Linked DNA regions of Homo sapiens: regions 1 and 2 are each linked to region 3. The links are chromatin contacts, found by Hi-C or POLR2A ChIA-PET in ENCODE. All regions are on one chromosome and are shown on one strand. The core of a region is the stretch at or near the end of the contact, and the rest is flanking DNA. Distances in the headings are between cores, read along the strand shown. Region 1 overlaps FUT8 (fucosyltransferase 8). Region 2 overlaps FUT8 (fucosyltransferase 8). Region 3 has its middle 42 kb from the start of LINC02324.

Region 1 (4,360 bases), core at 1,084-3,583, 280 kb after region 3:
GTAATTTAACTTAATCCCACCCATTAGGTTAAGCAATGATCCCAGGATAAAGAGAGAGAGAGAATGATGAGTAAAATGAACCCTACACTGCAATGTCTCCAGATAGCTGTATGAGTAAAAGCTTACCATCTCAGCTCTTGGGTCTTTATTTTCTTATTTTAAAAAAAGGCGTTAAGGTCCACATTAAAGTCAGGTATAATTGGTAAAGTTTAAAACTGCTAGTCTCTTTTATTTCACGAACACTGCCAGGCCTTGGAAATTATTGATAAAACTTGATTCACTGTGAGAAACAGTCAAAAAATAATAAAAAAAATAGCATTTTATTTTAAAGTTAAAGAATAATAAAATAAAAATAAAAACTTGCTTGAGATACTTTTCTAGAAATGGAACATTTTACAATGAAAATAGGATCCAAACATATAAGTATTTACTTTTGGATATTTGATAGATAGGCTTGTTATAAGATTGTGACTCAGCTGAAGTGGTTTTAGTTTATACAGATTTTTGAGAGAAGAAAGTACACCTTTTTGCTCTATATGTTTTCTCTGGAAACATCTCATTGTATTGTACCAATTTTGTCTTGATTCTCTAAGAATCTTTTTAGTCTTTTAGGACAAAGGAAATAGGTATTGAGAGACATTTCTCTTCAATCCATGGATCTCTTCTGTTTCTGCACATTCGCTGAGCAGAGTACTGATAGCTTTTGTTGGGGGCTATCTTTTTCAAAGAAATCTGTTTAGCAAACAGCCTAGGAAGATAGAAATAGTGCTTCCATTAGGACAGATGGCACATTTCTTTGCTGTCCAGGATAATTAAGATAATCTCTCTAGGGAAAAAGGTTGGGCATATTTGCTTGTAGCTCCTTTTAAAGATTGGAGTTTCATTAAGCTCAGGTTTTCTTGTCCTGTAATGCAACCCACAGTATGTGCACTTGGTTTTCCTTTCATTGGCCTTTAGGAATTAGAGCTTGAGGAATCAGTAAAAAATATGGTACTCTGTCTATGCTATTGTTGTGAGTAGTAAACTGTTCTTTGTTTCTGATCTAGGAGTGTCATAACTTCTGCCAGGATTATCTGATGCTAGCTTACCAGCTACACTACTAACACATCCTATTGATAAAACAAAGCTGAGTTCATTGCTTATTGTGGTAAGGGAGAACACCTAAAAAAATCTTTGGTAGGGTCTTAGAGAGGTCAAAATTTGAGAATTTGAAGTTTGTTTTAAGTTGGATCTTTCAGTGGTGGCGATGAGGCTTGATTAGGATTGGGTAGGTATCATGATAAAACAGTTTAGGTTTGGTGGAAACAGTAAGATTTTGAAAACTGCCGAAGAGTTGATGGGTCTTTCCAGAAGGTCTGTAATGAACAATCACATTATATTTCTGCTGTCTCCTAGAATAGCAGTTATGCTAATTAAGACAGTGGACTGGTAAAGTCATGTTAATGTACCTAGAAAGCTGTGTGTGTGTGTATTAGTTTTCTAGGGCTGCTATAACAAAGCACTGTAAACTGGGTGGCTTAATATAGCAGAAATTTATTCTTTCAGTTTTGGAGGTTAGCAGTCTGAAATCAAGGTGTTGGCAGGGCCACACTCTCTCCGAAGGCTCTAGGTAAGAATCCTTTCCTTCTTCTTTTAGCTTATGGTGGATGCCAGAAATCCTTGGTATTTCTTGACTTTTGGTAGCATAACTCCAATCTCTACCTCAGTATTCACATGACATCTTCCCTCTGTGTGTGTTTGTGTTCAAATGTCCTTCTTATAAGGATTCCAGTCATGTATTAGGGTCCATCCTAATCCAGAATGACATTATATCAACTTGATTATATCTGCATAGACCCTATTTCTAGCCGTTACACATTTTGGGAGGACACTTATTTAACTCAGTATAGGGGACATGTAGTTTCAGTCTTCAGTGCCCAAACTGTATGTAGGTACAGTGTTTGCTCTCAGTGTCCATGAAACTATGGCAGACTGATGTTAGCTTGCATGTAGGGTAAAATCTTAGGTTCTTCAGAGTTCTTGACAACAGCATGGTATAGTAGAAAGAAAACCAGTCTGGAAGTCAGAGTACCTTAGTTCTGCTCTGTTAATAACTAGCTTAAGAAAGTTACTGTCTTCTTTAGCTATTAGTTTGTTACTGATACACCAGGAGTTCAGTCTAGGTCCTGCTGCTTGCTGCATAGAAAGCCAATCACTGAGACAATGAGTATTGCCAAGGAAGAAGGCTTTAATCAGGGGCGGCAGCTGAGAAGATGGGAGCTTGGTCTCAATTCCATCTCCCTGACTGACTAAAACCAGGGTTTATATAGCAGGGAAGACATAGATTTTAACAATGTGTAAGAAAACAGGAACTTGGGAGGAGGGGCGAGGAAGCAATAATGGTGAATGAGGGGTCTGGCATCTGGTAGGGTGATCTGGTTTCAGTTCTTTGATACTTTTTGTGCCAAAAGAACAGTCTGTGGGACTATTGGGTTTGTTTCAATTTCCTCATAGATAAAATTTGAGGCCTGAGGAAGAGAAGAGTAAACCAAATGATCTTTAAGACATTTCTAGTTCTCACATTCTGAAGTTTTATAATGTTGAGTGGCTGCTACATACTGTATTAATATTAGTCTTGTTGGAGTCACAAAAAGGGAATAGAAAATGCTTTAAGTGCTAATCAGATAGGCTCTAACTTGTGAATGTAGCTTGCGTAAATTAATTTGTTTATTTGGGTGAAGCTAATTAATGAAGACATTAGGTAAACATGATGTTTGCCCTGATCTCTCTGACTTACCATTTTGTTTTTCAACTTGAATAGTGTATTTGGAAGAAGAGCATTCTTCAGGTCACTTAAAGTTAGAAAAATGCTGCACTCTCAGGCTGAGTTCATAAAATGAAATAACCTTTCCTGAAGTGAATATGAGAATGTGGTTCCCCTTCCCCCTTCATTGCCCACGTTTGTCTGTCATGTCATTCTTGTGGTCAAGAGATTTTAGAAAAATTCTTACTAGAGAATGGTAATAGTACTGTGAGGTGGAGCATGGTGTTAGAATTCTAGGTGTAAGTGAATCATGTGCTATTGAATTTTCTTTGCGTTTTAAATAGGTCACTGTAGTATCGTATTTGAATTCTTTGTTTGAATCATGTTGAAAGTATGTAATAATTACTGCACAGAGATATTGTGGGCACTGAAAAATTCTTTGGTACTACCAAAACCCCCTGTGGTCATGTATGTGCTTGTTCTTTGAAGTTACAAATGAACAATGACTACATATTGATGATAAGTATAAATACAGGTTGAACCAATGTTTTTAGATCTGGACAAAAGTTACTGAAGTAGGAGAAAGGACGGATTTTTATTAATTCCATATGGAAGAAATTCAAAACCATATACCAGGGGGAGATAGGATTGTCTCACCACTTAACTTAAGGATCTTCCTGTATGTAGCCCTTCCATCACACACAAATTGTACTAAGTGTTTTCATAGTGGATATTTGGGCAATTCAGAGACTCTCACTACATGTTGTAACAATGGTAATGTATTTAATTAATTTTAGAAGATACATTAGAATATAGAATTAGCAGTAACACTCCAGCAATACCTGAAATAAAATGTGTTAAAACAGACAGAATATAGAAATTAAATAGACATAATTACAATAATAAAAAGATATACCTCTATCATATTTCTATTCACATTTCTATTCTAGTCAATTAAAAGAGTAGGAGAATTTTTTATCTTTCTTTATTAATTTTTTTGAGACAGGGCCTCACTCTATTGCCCAGGCTGGAGTGCACTGGCGCAGTCACGGCTCACTGCAGCCTTGACCTCCTTGGCTCAGGTGATTCTCCCACATCAGCCTCCTGAGTTGCTGCGATTGCAGGTGCACACCACCATGCCTGGCTAATTTTTTGCATTTTTTGTAGAGATGGAGTTTTGCCATGTTGCCCAGGCTGATCTTGAACTCCTGTGCTCAAGCAGTTCCCCACCTCAGCCTCCCAAAGTGCTGGGATTACAGGAGTCAGCCACCGTGCCTGGCTAATATATTTTCTTAGTGTTAAAGAAAAGAATGTTAAGGAGTTACTCAGAAAGTAACTTGAACTTTTGGTGTGGGCTGTTTTGATGATTGTTGGGAAGATTTTCTTTTTTTCTTCATTCCTGGGGCCATGGTGGCTGATCATCCAAGCTTGGATTAAACTCTGTTCCTTGTACTTTTCCTTCTCATTTTAGGTTTTGGAGTCAGTATACTTATATTACCAAGAAAATAAGGTTCCTCCAACTTGTAAGAAATATTTTCTAGTTTCAGAGAATTATGAATTGGTAAAGATTGAAAAAGATGGTATGGATGTGTTTGAATTATTCACTTTTATGGTGTA
Region 2 (4,368 bases), core at 1,130-3,629, 320 kb after region 3:
GACTGTTGAACCTTTCTTTATGGATCCTATTTCCTATCCCTTTTCATCATTTGTATAGTCTTCTTTGGACTTTCCCTAATTTCTCAATAGTCTCCTTAAAGTGTAATAACCCAAACTAGATACAAAACTGCTGTAACAAAACTGAACAATGGCAGAGGCAGAAGAATATAGATCTAAAAATCTGTGGTTTTCATTAGCGTTGAAAACTTGTATTTGCTTCAGACTTTTTATTGGCCTTTTCTTTATGTTTTTCAGGGTTAAAATGTGTTTTATGCCATGATATTTGTTTCAATATATTCCTTTCTTAGGTTATGCTTCTTCTTTCTTCCTCAACTGTGCTTCTTGTATCCATTTCCCATCTTGCACCTATTTTGGAGGAGAGGCAGTAAATATTTTCTTATGGACTTACCATGTTTGGGAAGACCGTTTTCCAAAGCGATCAAGATCATGTTAAATTTTATTCCATCTAGCCATGATGGCTCAGTTAGGATCAGGTCAGGAAAACAGTCCACACTAAATACTCGAGGCAGGAGGATTTCTTGAGACCAGGAGTTTGAGACCAGCCTGGGTAACATAGTAAGACCTGTCTCTACAGAATTACAAACAAAAACAAAAAATTTCAGCCCAGAAAATTTAATACAGGGAAGGGATTATACAGGTATTGGAGGGCTGAAAAAGCAAACAGGGAACACTGGGGTAACACAGAGACAATATTTGCAGGAATTAGCCACTATTCATATGGTTGAGGGGGAAATAAGAACTTGGAGTTGGGACCTCATAGAATTGGGGTTCAAAACCTCTGGAGGGGGTACTTCCTGACAGCTGTTGGTATGTCTGAGGGGAATTTCTGAGAGTGCCAGAAAAAGCTGGTGGTTATCACTGCTACTGCTGGGGTGGAGGATCTATGCTGGGCAATGCTGACTGGAAAAAGCATGTACTGCATTCTCCCTCTAGTGTCCTTATTGGCAGTGTGAGGAAGCTAGCTGCAGAAGAGAAAAGTAGTTTTCAGAGTTTTATTTTCAGTATTACAAAGATGAGTATTAAAGGGTAGATTTGGATCTGAGAGAAAATAGCTGAATAACCAGTATATATAGCCTTCTCTTCTGGTCAAAGGAGGCCATAGGCCTTTGGTCTCTTGGTCTCTTTTCCTAGCTACTTGGACCCCAGACCCAGATATTCTTAATGCTGAGGGTTTGGAAGGAAAGTTGTTATTATTATTTAAAAAATTAATTTGTTTAGTTAATGTGATGGGGGAGGGGGCATGAGACGGGTCTACTTTGTCTTTTCTTTTCTTTCTTTTTTTTTTTTGAGACAGTGTCTTGCTCTGATGCCCAGGCTGGAATATAGTGGTGTAATCTTGGCTCTCTGTAGTCCCGAGCTCCCAAACTCAAGCAGTCCTCTCACCTCAGCCACCCAAGTAGCTGGGACTACAGGCACCTGCCACCACACCCAGCTAATTTTTGTATTTTTTGTAGAGACGAGGTTTTGCTATGTTGGCCAGGCTGGTCTCGAACTCCTGGCCTCGAGTGATTCACCCATGTTGGCCTCCAAGTGGTCTGGGATTACAGGTGTGAGCCACCATGCCTGGCTGGGTCCACTTATTTATTGTTATTTTTTTTTTTGAGACAGAATCTCACTCTGTCACTCAGGCTGGGGTGCAGTGGTGGGATCTCAGCTCACTGCAATCTCCACCCCCCAGGTTCAAGTGATTCTCCTGCCTCAGCCTCCCGAGTAGCTGGGATTATAGGCACCCACCACCATGCCTGGCTAATTTTTGTCTTTTTAGTAGAGACAGGGTTTCACCATGTTGCCCAGGCTGGTCTCGAACTCCAGACCTCAAGTGATCTGTCCGCCTTAGGCTCCCATAGTGCTGGGATTACAGGTGTGAGCCACCGTGCCCGGCCCGGGTCCACTTATTCTGAGATAATTCTGTTACAGCTTTTTTTGGTAACTTACATTTAATCATTAGATACTCCTTCTTTGCCTCTTGAGGTATTTCTGTTTTTTAAAAGCCCTTATTTAAAATGTAAAATAAATAATGGTAAAAGTAATGATGTTACCCATAAACAAAGTTTTAAAATTGGTTGCTTATTAGCCAAACAGTGGTCTGCAGTGGTAACCAACCTCTGAAAAGATTATGCCTTTTTTACTCATTCAAAAATTCCCCCTCCTGCAGAGCTTCTTCAATTTTAATGTGTATATGAATCAGTTGAGGATCTTGGTAAAATACTGATTCTGATTCAATATGTCCCTGGGTAAGGCCTGAGATTGTGCATTTCTAACAAGCTCCCAGGGGAGGCTGGAGCTACTGGTCCCTAGACCAGACTTTTTTAACTCCCTTCCCTCCCTTGAGAACTACTGGTTTGGCTTAGATCCAGTGTTGGACTTGGATGGTTGAGTGGTGAGTGATCATAAAGTAAGAGTTTCTATTGTAAGCCTGCCCGTCTAGAAATATTTTGAGCAATTTTAGTAGAGCTATTTATAGCTGTTTCTTTCCAGGTAGGATCAGAGAAATATATGCTTCTGAATAGGTTAAATTTTCTTCCATAATATAATGCTGCCCTGAATGCAGAAATGTGCCTATCACTTGTAATTTTCCTGGAAGGCGTGAGACTGCTTGGTAATTGTGTACATATTTAAGGGAAACTGAGTAATGGAGGACAGAATAGAACAATTAACAAATTCATGCATCAGATAACTTGCTTTCATTAAAGCCATTGTTACTCTTATTTATTGATTGTTCCTGATGATAGGACATCTGCAGATTTCAAAAAGTGTGTTTAGTGTGAATTTCATACTGATGGCATTTCTCTGCTTTTGACAGTTTCATATACTTAAACTTGTCATTAAAACACAGCATCTTGCCTTGAGCCAAATGAAACTTTGAATAGAGCCCAAATTTATGAAATTGTTAATTTCTCTTTACATCTAGATTTTACTTTCAGTAATTTCTATCTGCTAACACAAATAGAAAGGTAATCTTTCATTTGGTTGCCATCCTTCAAGAGCCTCTCTCTGCCCTTCCCTCCCTGCCTTCCTGGATCTTTCCTTTTGTCTTTACAGACCTAGATTTTGAAAGGTTCTAGGTTCCTTTTGTCTGTTGATACTATGTGAATGTTATCCTTAAGTTTTTAATTCAGGCTACAACTAGACAGATAATGTGTCTCACAATTAGCTGGGGTGAGAGAGTTAAAATGGAAGTTAAGGATTCAGGGGATTCCTACAGATGGGTGAAGAAAAAAGCTCAATGTTAGGATCCTTAACAAAGCATTTTGATTGGCATATGGAGACCTTTGCGTGAACACAAATGTTCATATTTGAATATTTATAGAAGATAATCTGTCAAAATTACTGTTATTTTAATTTGCCAAGCTTGGCTGATTGCCGCAGTTGGATGTTAGTTGAATTCAAGTTGAAGAGTTGTAAATATGTTCTGGTGTGGGACATGCTTTTTGTCCTTGAAGCTGTTTGAATTTCTTACTTCTCCCACCTACACCCCCTTCTTTAAAACTGCGAGGCTTTTTTGTATTAGTTGAACTTTCATGTTCTTTTTTAGGAAAAAATATTAAAGTAGGATGTTAACTGTATGGATTAAAAATTTTTTTTAACTAAATTTGTTGACATTTGGTGATCAGGAATTGTTTAAATAATTTTAACTATTTGTCCAATCTTTGCTTCAAAGGACCTGTTCCTGGAGACTCAAATGTAGGGATATATATCTTATTTGAATGGTTTTGTGTGGGATATGTTTCACATTAACAGCAAAGAAAATGTAGACTTCTAGATAATTGATGTTTCCCCTTTCTTTTATCTCACTTGAACAGCTAATAATTTTAGTGACCCAGATTCAAGCAATAATACCTGTCTTCATAATTGTCATGTGGTTTTGTCAGCTTCTTATATTCTAGGGGAAGGAAGATAAGACTTTTTTAAATATATTGAAATAACTTGGTTAATAAATACTTTTTTTCTCTTTTTAGAAGCCAGGAACCTGTTCTCTTTCCATAGTGTCTCCTCACTCAGAAAACGTTGTGTTCTCCTGCCTCAGCCTCCTGAATAGCTAGGGTTACAGGCGCCCGCCACCATGCCCGGCTAATTTTTTTTTGTATATTTAGTAGAGACGGGGTTTCACCTTGTTGGCCAGGCTGGTCTCAAACTCCTGACATCAGGTGATCTGCCCGCCTTGGCCTCCCACAGTGCTGGGATTATAGGTGTGAGCCACTGTGCAGGAGAATGGCTTGAACCCAGGAGGCAGAGGTTGCAGTGAGCTGAGATTGTGCCATTGCACGCCGGGCTGGGCAACAAGAGTGAAACTCCGTCTCAGAAAAAGAAAGAAAGGGAAAAAAACCCCAACACACTGTATTAATT
Region 3 (4,275 bases), core at 668-3,167:
TATTTATTTAATTTTTTGTTTTGTTTTGAGATAGGGTCCCACTCTGTGCCACAGGCTGGAATGCAGTGGCGTAATCTGGGCTCACTGCAGCCTCAACCTCCTGGGCTCGAGCCATCCTCTGTGTCAGCCTCCCTAGTAGCTGGAACCACAGATGTGTGCCACCATGCCTGGTGAATTTTTCTATTTTTTGTAGAGACAAGGTTTTGCCATGTTGCCCAGGATGGTCTCAAACTCCTGGGCTCGAGTGATCTACCCACCTCTGCCTCCCAAAGTGCTAGGATTACAGGCGTGAGCCACCTCACCTGGTAGCTGTGTCTTTCCCACACTGGCCATTATACCTCCCTACTGTAACCCCATTCATTTATTTTATTTTTAAAACAGTCCACAGAATATCATAATAGTAACATGTGTAAACAATGTAGCTACCCGATAGTAGAAAAAAGGATAAATAATTTATAGTACATCCACTAAAAAAATCACCAACTTGAATCTCTTAAATTTAATGCTACAGAAGGGTATCTATGGGCATTGAGAGATATTCTTCTCAGGGAACCTGCCCCGATAGTCACTTAGGTTCTTTTCTATTTTCCCTAAGCGTCGGCCGGCTTGAGAAATAAAGGGACAGAGTACAAAAGAGAGAAATTTTAAAGCTGGGCATCCGGGGGAGACATCACATGTCGGTAGTTTCCGTGATGCCCCACAAGCCACAAAAACCAGCAAGTTTTTATTAGGGATTTTCAAAAGGAGAGGGAGTGTGCGAATAGGTGTGGGTCACAGACATCAAGTACTTCACAAGGTAATAGAATATCACAAGGCAAATGGAGGCAGGGCAAGATCACAGGACCACAGGACGGGGCAAAATTAAAATTGCTAATGAAGCTTCGGGCACCACTGTCATTGATAACATCTTATCAGGGGACAGGGTTTTGAGAGCAACCGGTCTGACTAAAATTTATTAGGTGGGAATTTCTTCTTCCTAATAAGCCTGGGAGCGCTGTGGGAGACTGGGGTCTATTTCACCCCTACAGCCTTGACCATAGAAGACGGGCACACCTAGGGGGGCTGTCTATAGGCCTATACCCCCAGGTGCGTATTCTCTTTCCCAGGGATGTTCCTTGCTGAGAAAAAGAATTCAGTGATATTTCTCCCATTTGCTTTTGAAAGAAGAGAAATATGGCTCTGTTCCGCCCGGCTCACCAGCGGTCAGAGTTTAAGTTTATCTCTCTTATTCCCTGAACAGTTGCTGTTATCCTGCTCTTTTTTCAAGGTGCCCAGATTTCATATTGTTTAAACACACATGCTCTACAATTTGTGCAGTTAATGCGATTATCACATGGTCCTGAGGCAATATACATCTTCCTCAGCTGACAGGATTCAGAGATTAAAGTAAAGACAGGCATAGGAAATCACAAGGGTATTGATTGGGGAAGTGATAAGTGTCCATGAAATCTTCACAATTTATGTTTAGAGACTGCAGTAAAAACAGGCATAAGAAATTATAAAAGTATTAACTTGGGGAACTAATAAATGTCCATGAAATCTTCACAATCCATGTTCTTCTGCCATGGTGTCAGCCGGTCCCTCTGTTTGGGGTCCCTGACTTCCCACAACATATTTCCAATATATGTCATGGAACAGTGTTATCCCACTTTTAAAAGTCTTATATACAGTATTCGTATATGCCTAGAAGAGGATATGATTTGTAATAAGGTAGAGAAGAATATGGGGACTCTGCATGCTCTTATTTGAGTTTCCTGAAATAAGCATGTCATAACATGCTTTTGTAATATGAAATGGTGAGAAAAGTGCTATTTAGGAGGTAGAAGTAGTGATGGAATGGAGGAAGTCTTCTCCAGGGAAGGGGAATGAGGCTGAAGCGCTGTGACTCAGAGAGAAACACCTGTGGTGTCCGGAGTTCCCCATTTGCTATTTGCCCTCCTGTGCACGGAATCTGTGACAGGCAGCCTGCCAACGACATGACCTCTGTTAATGACAGCTGAAGTCTGGGCTCGTGTAGATTCTTAAGCAGAATAGGAATCAGAGTCAGAACTGTGGTTATTAGATGAGTGGCCTTGTCAGAACTTTATCACCAAGTAGTATTTATTAAGCACTCTCTTGCTTTAATGAGTCAGGAAATAGGGTTCTCGTTCCCTTTATCATTCACAGTTGTGTTTCTCAGCAAGTGCAGGGCTCCCTTCCTAAAATGGCCCAGGACCCTTTCTCCTGAAGCCATATTACTAGGCAGAATGTTCCAGGGATGCAAAGTGTTGAGTCAACTACAGAGTATTAACTGAATGTCTCATTGCTCTCTGGGACTTTTTATTCTGGCTCTCACTTCTTCTCCCTACCTCCTACCAGAAAATACAATAGTCAAATCTGTGTACAGTGAAAATCTGTTGTCCAGTATCTCCTTTTCCCTTCCGTTGGAAACATCACTTTGCTTTCCTTTTGGGGAACCACCTCTCCTCGTTCTGTTCATGTGGTTACAGCTGGAATGAGCTGGAATGATTCATCACCTGGCTCCAGACAGTGGGCATGTGACTCAGGCTTGGCCAACTGGCATATTCCAATCTCCTGGCCTTGGGAGAAAGGGCCACAGACAGGCACATGACCCAAGTCAGGCCATGGAGACTCATTTCTGGGACTCTTGCTGGAGCTGTCGAGAGAATGGTGGACTGTTTCTATCTGGATTGCTAAACTGGTAGTTTGCAAGCCCAGAGCTGCTTGTGGCCATCTTTGCCACTTCATAGGTTAAGCCTGCTTCATAGGTTAAAGTCTGAGCAGGCTTAACCTATGACATGGCAAAGATGGGGGCAGGGAAGCACAAAGAGATGCCTTCTAAGGATTTGGTGTCTTCAGAAGGACACAAAGGAAATACAAAGGAAAGCAGAGCTGAGAGAAAGAGAGAATCAGATTTTTAAATGTCTTTTTTTTTTTTTTGAGCCGGAGTCTCCCTCTGTCGCCCAGGCTGGAGTGCAGTGGTGTGATCTTGGCTCACTGCAAGCTCTGCCTCCTGGGTTCACGCCATTCTCCTGCCTCAGCCTCCCGAGTAGCTGGGACTACAGGCGCGTGCCACCATGCCTGGCTAATTTTATTATTTTTAGTAGAGACGGGGTTTCACCATGTTAGCCAGGATGGTCTCAACCTCCTGACCTCGTGATCCGCCTGCCTCAGCCTCCCAGAGTGCTGGGATTACAGGTGTGAGCCACCGTGCCTGGCCTAAATGTCATCTTTTGAGAACCTGGCTCCAGCCACTCCAGAATTTACTCCTGGATCGTTTAGTTGCATGAGCTAAGAAAATCCATTTTCCCCCCTCTTAAGACAGTTTGAGTTGGATTTCTCTCACAGAAAGGTAGGAGAAGGTGGGACTTGAGTGAAGCCTGTAAGGTTGGGTTTTACTTTTGCTTTATAATGACTTTACAGCTTTTGGAGAAAATTCACCCATAGTCACATTTGAGCCTCACCACAACCTTACAAAGTCAGCAGAGTCTCTATTATCATCTCCATCTTGCAGAAGAGGAAACTGAAGCTCAGAGAAGTTAGATGATGTGTGCAGAGCTGGGGATCAATGGAGCTGGGGCACAAATCCAAGCTCTTTCCACTACACAGAGAAGCTGCTGGAGCTAAATCAGATTTGAGTCAGCACAGAGAAGGCAGAGTGGGATTTTGGGAACATATGCCTCAGTGACAGAGACTATTTCTGCTCTTTTCGCAAGATCACCTAATATAGCGCACTAAATGCACAATAACACAACAATAACTAATATCTACTGTTTGTCTGTGCCCAGCATTGGGTTAAGTAAACACTTTAATGGATTACCCATCTCCTTTCGCTTTTCCCAATATTCATACAAGGAAGGCATTATTATTGTCGCTACCATTTAACGAAGTAAGATGAAATAACTAAAATGCAGAAAAATGAAGCCACTTGCCCTAAGTGACACAATGAGTAAGTGGCTCAGGGGGGATTGGAATCCAGATCTGACCCCAGAGAATTCCCCTCGGCTGTCTTTATCACCAGGCTGTAGCCATGGTAAATGGGATTGTTCTCTTCTTTTTCAGTTTATTGTTAGTGCAGGTCTAACAATAAAATGAATAATAAACAGAAACACTATTGACTTTTGTGTGTCGATTTTGTATCATGTGACTTTACTGTATTCGTGTATTGTAACAGTTTTGGGGTAGAATCGTTAGGGTTTTCTATATATAAGATCATGTCATCAGCAAACAGTAACAATTTAGCTTCTTCCTTTCTAAATGATTTAGTGTCTTTTA

What was found. A loop is a pair of places that touch in the nucleus more often than their neighbours do. ChIA-PET counts read pairs that join two places held with the same protein, here RNA polymerase II (POLR2A). Pooled maps may share reads with other maps.
Region 1: a pooled map shows a loop between it and region 3 (5-fold over the local background). The contact joins two enhancer-like sites. A Hi-C loop is called at or near these places in 1 of 37 single-sample maps with no recorded cell type and 7 of 50 pooled maps. POLR2A ChIA-PET finds 5 or more read pairs at or near these places in 2 of 52 experiments (CD4-positive, alpha-beta T cell and H1).
Region 2: a loop to region 3 is called in a pooled map, with 2.9 times the contacts of the local background. The contact joins two enhancer-like sites. A Hi-C loop is called at or near these places in 1 of 37 single-sample maps with no recorded cell type and 2 of 50 pooled maps. POLR2A ChIA-PET finds 5 or more read pairs at or near these places in 1 of 52 experiments (PC-3).

What each region holds. Positions count from the first base shown.
Region 1 is chr14:65,459,543-65,463,902 of GRCh38, forward strand. All of the region lies in intron 2 of FUT8 (fucosyltransferase 8), which reads left to right. Among named protein-coding and RNA genes, the nearest start is that of MIR625, 9.4 kb to the right of the region's middle. RefSeq lists enhancers at 2,463-2,512, 4,237-4,360. Within about 2 kb of position 2,334, at least 4 of the 41 ENCODE cell types and tissues checked have a DNase peak (open chromatin) inside an H3K27ac peak, as active enhancers do.
Region 2 is chr14:65,500,621-65,504,988 of GRCh38, forward strand. All of the region lies in intron 2 of FUT8 (fucosyltransferase 8), which reads left to right. Among named protein-coding and RNA genes, the nearest start is that of MIR625, 32 kb to the left of the region's middle. RefSeq lists enhancers at 871-930, 961-1,130. Within about 2 kb of position 2,380, at least 2 of the 41 ENCODE cell types and tissues checked have a DNase peak (open chromatin) inside an H3K27ac peak, as active enhancers do.
Region 3 is chr14:65,178,099-65,182,373 of GRCh38, forward strand. No RefSeq gene overlaps it. Among named protein-coding and RNA genes, the nearest start is that of LINC02324, 42 kb to the right of the region's middle. RefSeq lists enhancers at 1,681-1,880, 1,951-2,040. Within about 2 kb of position 1,918, at least 12 of the 41 ENCODE cell types and tissues checked have a DNase peak (open chromatin) inside an H3K27ac peak, as active enhancers do.